2 separate regions of the Homo sapiens genome follow, and region 2 is linked to region 1. A link is a contact called in ENCODE Hi-C or POLR2A ChIA-PET data. All regions are on one chromosome and are shown on one strand. The core of a region is the stretch at or near the end of the contact, and the rest is flanking DNA. Distances in the headings are between cores, read along the strand shown. Region 1 has its middle 300 kb from the start of TLE1. Region 2 has its middle 49 kb from the start of SPATA31D4.

Region 1 (5,084 bases), core at 1,832-4,331:
CTTCCAAGGTATGTGAGTTAACAAATTCCCCTTTTAGCTTGAAATGTTTAAATTGAGTTTTGGTCACTGGCAGGCCAAAGAGTTCTAAACAATGCATTCTATGTAAATACAATGCTCCTTTTGGCACCAAGATAATGCCTTTCACACTGAAAATAGGCACCTCTCTGAGGATCAGTTTCAAGGCTTCTAGGCTTCTAAAACTCAACTCACTTGCTAATCCCACTCTCCATGCTCTGCCTAGTCTTCTCTTTGCTCCAACTTTATCAAACATTTCCCTAGTCAACAGCTAAATAGCATGGCACCAAACCTTGCAACAAAGTTTTTTCTTTGTCTCTTTATGACTTCCCCATATGAATATTTCCACCATTTCCAGAGATATCCACAAGTATATCTGTAAACACTCCTTGAAAACTCATTGAGCATCTTATCCTATAAAGTTCCTTGAGGCCTTCTGGGTTAAGAGAAGTACTAATAAAAGTCATGGCTTTCCTATGTCATTGGTTCCAATTTGACTCAAGCCAGATGCTACCTAAAACTGAAGCTATGATGACTTTTGGATGACTTTCTGTTGTGAGTGTGAAATAAGTCACGGTTTAGGGACTATGCCTAGCAGGTACACACTCATGCAACAGAAGTCAGTATTAAGCCTCTCAGCTGATAGGGAATGGGCTGAGTTCAGAAATAATTTTCTTATTATTTCCTTATATTTTCTATAAAGAAGATATGTCTAATGGAAGAAGGGATGGACAGAGAGAGGAAGGAATGCAGGGAGGGAGGCAGGGAGGGAAAGAAAGGGAGGGAAGGAGGGAGAGAGCAAGGAAGGAAGGAAGGAAGGTTGGTTCTTCATTTTGGATCCTGAAAAAAAGAAAACATCCTTATAGATATGGAACATTTTCAAGGATAATAAAAAGTCCACATTTTAAGATGGATGCTAGAAAGATTAAATTCACCAAAAATAGAAAAGCAAACATACTATATAGAATGATGTCATATAACACACCTACCTTCTATATTGAAACAAGTAATTAGTCAAGAACATGCCACAGAGAAAGAAATTCATATAGAGCTGTCACGTTTTATAACCTATGTTCTAGAAGACAATAGTTTTCCCAAGTCTAATGTGACAACACATGTCTGTTTTATACAACATCCATTTCCCAGACATGCTCCTTGGACCTAATGAAAAACAGCGTGTGCCACATGTCTGGGTTCACCACAGCAGGCTGCATCGTTGAGAAGGCTTCTTCCATTACAAGCCTGTCTTTAAAATATGGTTTCTAAGTCCTCTGGGCTAATTAAGCACAGCTGGGTGTACATCAGCCCCAGTCAAGTGTGACGATTAGGCTGGCGAGAAAAAATCAATTATCATTAATCACTAAGTCCGTATAGTGACTTCTAGAGGTGCTAAATGGGTTGAGCAGGGCGATGGTGATTCTTCTCATGGAGCGACCAAATGTTTGAAGTGAGAGAGAATGAATCTTCAAATGAATCACCTGGATGGGAACATCAGAGGCCCATGTGTTTACAGAATAAGAAACACTGATTGTAATGAGAATAAAGTGCATATAATTTTTCATGCATTGCACTATCATCTCCAATTCTGGCTCACTTTGGGGAGCAAGAAGAGATGCATATAACCATTGCTACCACTTGTTATCACCTGAATGGTGTCTCTGTTGAAGTTTGTTTAAAATCTCTCTTTTAGAGTGAATATATATTCACTTGTAAAGTGTTTTCATTGAGCAGGTTTTTTTTCCTTTTATTGGACTATTCCCTACAGCCTTATGATGCATTGAGAGTTTGTGCCTTTTCTGAGCATAGTATTTACCGAAGCACTTGCGTACGCCAATTTTGTTTCATTTATCAAGACCTCCTCTCCTTTTTAAGAAAATGGTACAAAGGTTTGAGATCTCCATGTGAAGGACAATTAACATGGACATTATATTGCTTTGTATAATGTTTCATTTTGTGTTTGTTTTCCCCATTTTTAATTTTCCTTTGCTTGGAAATATTTTGTCGTGCTCACAATAAGAATGGCTTATCAAATAAAGTGGCCCAGTCTCTCATTTCATCAGTGGACATTAGTTTAGAAGCTGTTTTTCTGGGGCCCTATGCTAGAGAATGCTAGCCAAGATGTGCCTGTTTCCCAAAAGTGAAGCAATCCCTAGTGTTCTTTCTCATCCAAAATGAGTATGGAGATTAATTTAGGCAACCACAAGCTACACATTGCCTCTCTCACACTCCAGCTGAAGACAAGTGACAGTGTAGGGAATTCATTTGCAGGCCAGTTTGAAATGCAAAAGGTACAGTAACAGGACAAGAGCCTTAAGCAGGTGAAGCAATTTTCACTTTTCCCTCCTGAAACTTCAACTTAAACATTATGTTCACTGTAACCTCACCGTGTGAATTGCCTGTCTTTGGCCTTGGGATGCTCTTTAAGGATTCTTTGCTGGAGAACCAGCCTGGGGAAAGGTAGGCTATAAACTCCACCTCCATCACCAACCTTCTGCACCTACTTATTTTCAACCACAGTGCATGATCACTCTCCTCAATAAACTTTGGAACCACTTGAAAGGAAAAACAAACAAACAAAAAACCCTACCATCTAAGGTCAAATTTCCTTCTCTTCTTTCAAAGTCAGGACATATGGAGAAAATGAAAGACATGTCCCATTACAGCTCCATTCCCTTTTATCCTCCTAGAAACAGCAAGTTTAGAGATCAGGAGCACAACGGGGAAGAGAGTTTAAAGGAACAGGCTGAGAGAGGAAGAGAAGCAGTCATGCCAAGAAGAGATAGAGAAAAGGGGGAGAGATGGAAGGCACAGGGGAGGCTAGAAGGCAGACATACAAGGGAAGACCTGGACAGAACTGTAAAGGAAGCTGAGATGGTCTGTAGTTCTCCATTCTTCTGTATATTCTTCCTGTCACTCTTAGCAAGATTCAGCTCCCAGCAATCTCCTCTTACCCACCCATTCCCATTGTCTGGAACAATGCCCTTTGCTACCAATGATCCCATCCACATCAGAACATTATACACTTCCTCATCCACTCACTAGACTGGATTGTTACGCTCTGTCTGGCCCTTCTGTGTCCCGTAGCCTCCAGCATGGCAAGGACCCAGCATGTACTTAATAGATAGTTACAGAATGAAAACATAACTAGACAATGAGGACTGGTGGATGACTACGTAGCTTTGGAATTTGAGGATTTCTTTACCTCATGACCCAAATGACTAATTTTCGTGGAAGAAATCACAGGCATTTGGCAGGCCTCAGAGTAGACATCATGGTTGCTCGGGCTTTGGGAGGATCTTCAATTTACACCAAGGCAATGACCTACTCACCAGCCCTAGAGGGAAGAGGGGAAGGCAACAAAAGCTTGACTTGCACAATAATAGGTGGTAATTCTCGGCTAGAGCTCACAAACACAAACACATGCATATGCACACACATTTACAGACACACACTCCCTCCAGTTCTCCCCTATCACAATGGACTGATGTCAGAAATTGTAAAACCATGTTACTGAAGATTTTGAATACCCTGGTATGGCTATCACCTTAAGCCCTCAATCATTTATACCATAGTGTGAATGTATGGTTCTGGACCTGTTCTCATAGAGACTAGAAAGAGAGAATGGCCAGTACTATCAATCTAACTGGGAGACCTAGATAAGAGTTTAGGACTCAGATAAGAAAAGAAAAGCGTTCAGATGCCCTTCAGGCAAGTGGACTAGGTATGTTCCTCTAGACAGAAACTTTTGGCTGGTTAAAGCAGACACTCACCCAAAATCTGTGAGGCTGATACTCACTCAATCACTTAGAATGGCTGTCTTCAATTCAGCCTTGTGAACAAGATGCCGTTGTGTTTCTGACAATATAGGTGACCCACATAAGAGGGCAGCTGTGGCAAAGAGCTGCCTCACCATCTGAACCCATGTTCTCTAGCAGCAGATTTTGCCAAAAGCTCATGTCCTGAAGCCTAGGCCTGGCACAGTTTAAGCAGACCCTGAGTGGAAGGAAGTGTAGGCAGGAAGTGAGCAAAAGTGGGAGAGAGTGATTGTGCTTCTCAGCCAGACTGATTTTCCTGAACAATACATCACTGAGATCCAAGCATTCAACAGAGGGAAAACACAGACAGAAAAAGAGCCAGACACACACACACACACACACACACACACACACACACACACACACACACACACCAGCAGCAGCAGCAGCACAAACCCAGAGAATAGGAACACCTCAGAAATCAAAATAACTGTTAAGTGAGGACAGATAGCCAGTAAAAAAAAATCCCCTGCAGCCTGAGACAGGAACACAAAGCCTTCTGGAGATGTGCCACAAATGACAAGATTCTGACCCCTCCTTGCTTGTGGAAGAGTCTATTGACCAGCATTGGAGAGAGAGGCCAGCACGGCTGGGACATCCAGTCCAGGTGCTTTTTCAGAAAAATCCACTCCCTCGGTGCCTTCTTTGGCATGAGTGCTGCAGGGAGCTGGCCCCTGAGCTAGATGCGCAGACAGTTAGACAAGTGTGGCAGAATTTTAGAACAGAGCCCTTCATATCACACTTGTCAATAAGGGGTTCATATGATAAGATAACAAAGCTAGTAGGAGACACAACCTCCCATGAGCAGAACTTACAATGGCAATACAGGAGAACCTGTTCCACCAGTCTTGAAGCCAGCCACCCACTTAGAAAAGATAAAGAGGAAGAGATAGTAGTCAGAGAGGATCAGTGAAGGATATCTTTGGAAGAAAGTTACACCCTACAGTGAATGCTCATCATAAGGGGAATCCCATTATACAACTCAGAGGCACCTTTCCAGTTGTATTCTATGCGTTCTGTGTTCTGGAGCTCCAAAGGCTGTTAGATACATAGAATGAAACATGAATGCTGCCCCTAGAAACATACAAAGCTACAGCCCGGTCCCACCACACCACTGTCCTTTAGGGAAAGGGGCAGGGAATGCTGCCCTCTCTCCATACATCTCGTAGGGAATCTGCACATGTTCACCCAGAGAGCTTTGAAATGATTTGCTACTGGGAGATGAAAAGACCTGCTGTCTGACTCATACCTGAG
Region 2 (5,460 bases), core at 1,988-4,487, 490 kb after region 1:
ATGTAAATATATTTATTTATTCATTACCTACTATATAGCAGATACCTAGCATGAAATACCTAAGGATGATCTGAAAATCTTGATTTTTAAGTTATTTTATATTTTGAATGTAAATTTCTGCAGTTTATGGTGATTTTCTACATTTTTGGTACAATATTCTCCGCTATGTCAAAAACAGTGTTCTTTAAGTTATAGCTGAAACTTTTTTTTTTGGACACCTGGCATCCAAATTTGCTCTCTATTTTTAAAATAGGCCCTGCTAGGCCGGGCACAGTGGCTCACGCCTGTAATCCCAGCACTTTGAGAGGACGAGGCGGGGGAATCACCTGCGGTAGGGAGTTCGAGATCAGCCTGAACAACATGGAGAAACCCCATGTCTACTAAAAATACAAAAAATTAGCCGGGCGTGGTGGTGCATGCTTGTAATCCCAGCTACTCGGGAGGCTGAGGCAGGAGAATTGCTTGAACCTGGGAGGCGGAGGTTGTGGTGAGCCGAGATTGTGTCACCGCACTCCAGCCTGAGCAATAAGAGCAAAGCTCCGTCTCAAAAAACAAACAAATAAAAAAAAAATAGGCCCTGGAATGTAATTTTTCTTAGAAACAAGGGCCCTACTTCCTTCTGTGTAAATTGACCTGGATTAGCCGATGGGTTCTCTCACCAAGGGTGTGACACCCTGAGGGAGTGACGCACAGTTCCGGGGATGGCTGACAACCACCCTGGTTGTCGCATGGCATCAACCTAACCAGACTGCTCCTGGGCTGGCCTCGGCTGTGTCCTCAACTGCCCAGCCTCGCTTGGTTCCTGCCACTGTATGGAGCCTGCTTCCTGTTGGTTCACTGCGCTCTCTAAGACCCTTCCAATAACTTTCTCTTCTGCTTAGATTACCCGGAGGAAGTTTTTGTTGTTTGGCATCGAGAATTCTGACAGATTCAGAGGGTCACTGTGGAATAATAAAACAACCAACAAAAACATTTGTTTTTCACTAACATTTGTGGACTGCAGGTATGCTGAATGCTTGAAATAAATGATGTTACTAAATCTTCAGAACAGCAAGGTGAGGCAGGCACATGGTTCTGTTCCTTCAAGAAGCACCTCTGTTCCTTCAAGAAGCACCACTTCTTATGTGAAGGCTTTCCTGACCTCTTCTTCCTCTTGCGAGTATACCTGATTCTTCTGTGTTTATTCTTTGTCCTATAAAGAGGAGAGAATGTATATACATATACACACTATATATGTATAAAGACATATATAATATACATTATATTGTCATATATAACATATTATATAAAGATAAATATAAAATGTAATATAAGTAATATATAATATGTAATACATATTAAGTATACTATTATAGATATGTTTTGTTTGTTTGTTTTTTGTTTGTTTTTTGAGATGGAGTCTCACTCTGTCATCCAAGCTGGAGTGCAGTGGCACGATCTCAGCTTACTGCAACCTCCACCTCCCAGGTTCAAGCGATTCTCCTGCCTCAGCCTCCTGAGCAGTTGGGATTACAAGTATGCACCACCACGTCTGGCTAATTTTTGTATTTTTATTAGAGACGGGGTCTCACCATGTTGGCCAGGCTAGTTTAAAACTCCTGGCCTCAAGCGATCTGCCCGCCTCAACCTCCCAAAGTGCTGGGATTACAGGCGTGAGCCACCGTGCCCGGCCTTGTAGATATAGGCTTTATTTCCTTACCACTTATTAAGCTCTTCGCATGTGTCAGATACTGTGCTTAGTACTTTGCTCACACTGTCTTATGCCATTCCCACTGGAAGTCTATGAATTAGATTTATTATCTATTTTACAGAAGAAGAAATGAGAACAGGAAAGATTAAATAACTTCTTTCAAGATGTGTCTATGAGTTGCAGCGTTGAGATTTGAACATGCTTTGCTTTGTTTTGGTTTGGTTTGGTTTTCATTCCAGTGCCTCTGTTCTTAACACTCTACACACTGCCTGCATCTGTCATTGTACTTCCATGGGTAATGCTTCCCTCTTGCACTGGACTGAGGCAGAGTCTGCATTTTACTTGTCTTTTTCACTCTCTCTCAGTTGCCTAGGAGGGAAGGCAAATCTGTTACTTACAGCCCCTTCACTCATTCCTCTGTCCACGGCAGACATCACTAGTCAATGATTACTTCACTTTGTCCCAGTAATCCATCTTGAGAATTCATCTCCCACTGTTCTACAAGAAGTTACTCCCGATTGGTTACAGATCAATCCAGTTCCTGGCCTAGAACAATGCCTCTCACACAAATGTGCTTAGTAAACTGGTAGTGTGTTGCAATTTTCCTCATTTTACAGATGAAGAAATAATGATTAGAGAATTAAATAGTGAACCATTTACCTGAAGATATTAGGGCCCACCTCATTGGGTTTTGTGAGGATTAATTGAATTTGAGCACAAAAAACCCTTCAACTGGTGTCTTGGTACAAGTGAGTTAGCTATTATTACTACTTCTCAAAACACACAGGTTGTCTCCAGAAGAGGTAAATCCATTGAGACAGCAAGGTTGTCGCTGGGTGCCAGAGGCTTGGTGGGGAGTGGGAGGGAGAATGGGAGTAATAGCTTACTAGGTGTGGGGTTTTTTTGTTTGGCGATAAAAGCATTTTGGAACCAGATGGATGGTTGTGCAGCATTGTGACTATGCCAGTTGCAGTATAAAATGAATTCTGTGCTTCAAAATGGTTAATTTTGTGTTATGTGAATTCCACTGCAATTTAAAAAAGTAACACAAGTTGTTACTTTTTCACCCTGGGAGTGAGTGCTGCCTTAAATTTTGCACCCTAGGTTTCTCAATCAACTTACCCTAGTCCCAGTCCTGGTAATGTAGCCAGAGGTCAGACCTAAGCCTTTGGTTCTCTAAATAAAGTGCACTTTTTACCTTAATATGTTGCTTCAGAAGTCGTGGAAAGTCCTTCCTCACTGGCGGATAGTAGTGTTAAGCGTGTGTTGAGAATTGCAGTTGGAGGCTGGAAAACAAGTGAATTGTTCAAGCCCTTCATAGTTTACAAAGCCATTTAAGAGAACAATGGGTTGCAAACAATAGGAGCTTACTGTACATTTAGTGACCTATCCAATATGTGTAATAAACGTGACTCAAGAGGAAGAGTTGGCCAGAAGGGAACTCTTAAACATTCACAGACAGAAACTTCCTGCACTTTGGGTCTCTCTTTACTGACTGCAAAGGAAACTCAGGACTTCAGAACTGGGTCTATAAAAAGCTGGGCGACACCGTTTCACCTCCCTGGTCTGCAAGCAGCTCCACCAAGCTTGCTGTGGCATTTATGGGACTGATAACTGCCTCAGAGAAGGCTAAAAAGATCTTAAGGTGCAGTGGGAAGCAACTGGCAGAGTTCTCGTGAAAACAAATAAAACCTCAGATCTTCCACTGTTAATCTCTTTGCAGTTTGCTTTATTTATAACTGTGTAAATGTGTTGTAGCAACAACCCTGTTCGTAAACACAGCCACCTCATTGCTTATTAATAAACAGGAAGATATTAATAAACAGCCACCTCTCATTTCAAGGCAACTTGACATATAGAATTTAGCTAAGAAATAAGGATTGCAGAAGGAGGTTTTGATTTATTACATGCAGTTCCCTGTGTTTGTTTTAAAGGAATTTGGAGGTGGCCTTGACCCAATTTCGGGGTCCTTGCCAGGGTCAAAGTGGGAAGCCCAGAAGTCAGCCAGCGCCTTGTCGTCCAGGCTCTAAGGAAGCAGTGAGCAGAGGAGCGGGCACAGGGTGACTTCCAGTGCTTAGGAAACGTTTAAGAAAGCTTGAAAACCTTTTCAGACTTATTTTCTTTCTTTTAGCATACATTATGAACCTTCTCCCTCTGCCACTGGGGACATAAAAATAAATGGCACAGTTTCTGCCCCCAAAAGCCCACAGTCTCATGGGAAAGATGGTCCCATAAACAGCAACTGTAATGCGGGTGATAAGGACCATTCTAAAGTTTGTGGACTAAATACTAGGTGAGCAGAGATGAGATGTTTGATTATGTTGGTCACACTGGGGATAGGGGGGTGTAGTATGGGGTGAAACTCATGAGAGTTTGAGAAAAGAGAGGACTTTAAAACTGGGAGGGTGAGGGAAGATGTGCTTATGAGTGGGTGTGAGTGTTGGGGAGAGGGAAGAAAGCTGTCTAGAAAACACAGAACTCTTGAGTTTCACTGAGGTTAGAAAGAGATACTTTCATGGTTGGAATGTGGGAACCAGTTGGAGGGGCAGGTTGGGGAAAGAGTTTAATTGACCATATCTCATGTCCCTATTGCATCAGTGAGAAAAAACAAACGTGTAGAACATTTAGGTGACCTACTTTGCCTTCACAAAAATGAGAATGCAAAGAGTCATGGAAAAATGACGCGGAGGAGATGATCTTCTGAGATGCTATGAAGGACAAAGCTTCCTGTTTTCCTTGGAGTACAGATGATTTTATAATAGCATGATTTTAGATGTCAGGAGTCAGAAAACATACTACTGAAGGCCTGTCACAGCAAAAACGTTGTGGAGGGCAGGACTTGAATGTTAGATGTGGAGGTGCTGGTGTGGGGTGAAACGGGTCCCCGGCTTCTGGCCTCCATTTGTGGTCTTACATAGGATCGTGATTTCTTCACTTTCCATTTTCAGCAATTTTATTCTGAGATTTTGTTTTGGTGATTATTATTATTATTTTATTTATTTATTTTTATTTTTGAGACATCGTTTCGCTCTCGTTGCCCAGGCTGGAGTGCAATGGCGCGATCTCAACTCACTGCAACCTCTGCCTCCCGGGTTCAAGTGATTCTCCTGCCTCAGGCTCCCGAGTAGCTGGGATTACAGGCATGGGCCACCACGCCTGGCTAATTTTGTATTTTTATTTTATTATTATTATTATTATTTTGGATACAGAGTCTCCCTCTGTCACCCAGGCTGGAGTGCAGTGGCATGATCTTGGCTCACTGCAAGCTCCGCTTCCCGGGTTCAGGCCATTCTCCTGCCTCAGCCTCCTCAGTAGCTGAGACTACAGGCACCCGCCACCACTCCCGGCTAATTTTCGTTTTTGTATTTTTAGTAGAGACAGGATTTCACCATGTTAGCCAGAATGGTCTCGATCTCCTGACCTCGTGATTCGCCCGCCTCGGCCTCCCAAAGTGCTGGGATTACAGGCGTGAGCCACCGCGCCCAGCCTAATTTTGTATTTTTAGTACAGACAGGGTTTCTCCATGTTGGCCAGGCTGGTCTCGAACTCCTGACCTCAGGTGATCCGCCCACCTCGGCCTCCTAAAGTGCTGGGATTGCAGGTGTGAGCCACCGCGCCCAGCCTTGGTGATTATTTTCTATCATATATTTATCCATATTCACTTTAGATTTTAGGCTAATAATATTTTTGTTCAAATACATTTTCTACACTTTGCAGGCTGATTTCATTGACCTGAGCTTAACTTTTCTTTCCTTGGGAAATATAGTTTC

The links. A loop is a pair of places that touch in the nucleus more often than their neighbours do. ChIA-PET counts read pairs that join two places held with the same protein, here RNA polymerase II (POLR2A). Pooled maps may share reads with other maps.
Region 2: a loop to region 1 is called in a pooled map, with 3 times the contacts of the local background. The contact joins two enhancer-like sites. A Hi-C loop is called at or near these places in 1 of 168 maps with a recorded cell type or tissue (endothelial cell of umbilical vein) and 3 of 50 pooled maps. POLR2A ChIA-PET finds 5 or more read pairs at or near these places in 1 of 52 experiments (HEK293).

What each region holds. Positions count from the first base shown.
Region 1 is chr9:81,386,575-81,391,658 of GRCh38, forward strand. No RefSeq gene overlaps it. Among named protein-coding and RNA genes, the nearest start is that of TLE1, 300 kb to the right of the region's middle. RefSeq lists an enhancer at 2,810-3,383. Within about 2 kb of position 3,082, at least 6 of the 41 ENCODE cell types and tissues checked have a DNase peak (open chromatin) inside an H3K27ac peak, as active enhancers do; they include endothelial cell of umbilical vein, where a contact is called at or near this core.
Region 2 is chr9:81,876,539-81,881,998 of GRCh38, forward strand. No RefSeq gene overlaps it. Among named protein-coding and RNA genes, the nearest start is that of SPATA31D4, 49 kb to the right of the region's middle. Within about 2 kb of position 3,238, at least 3 of the 41 ENCODE cell types and tissues checked have a DNase peak (open chromatin) inside an H3K27ac peak, as active enhancers do; they include endothelial cell of umbilical vein, where a contact is called at or near this core.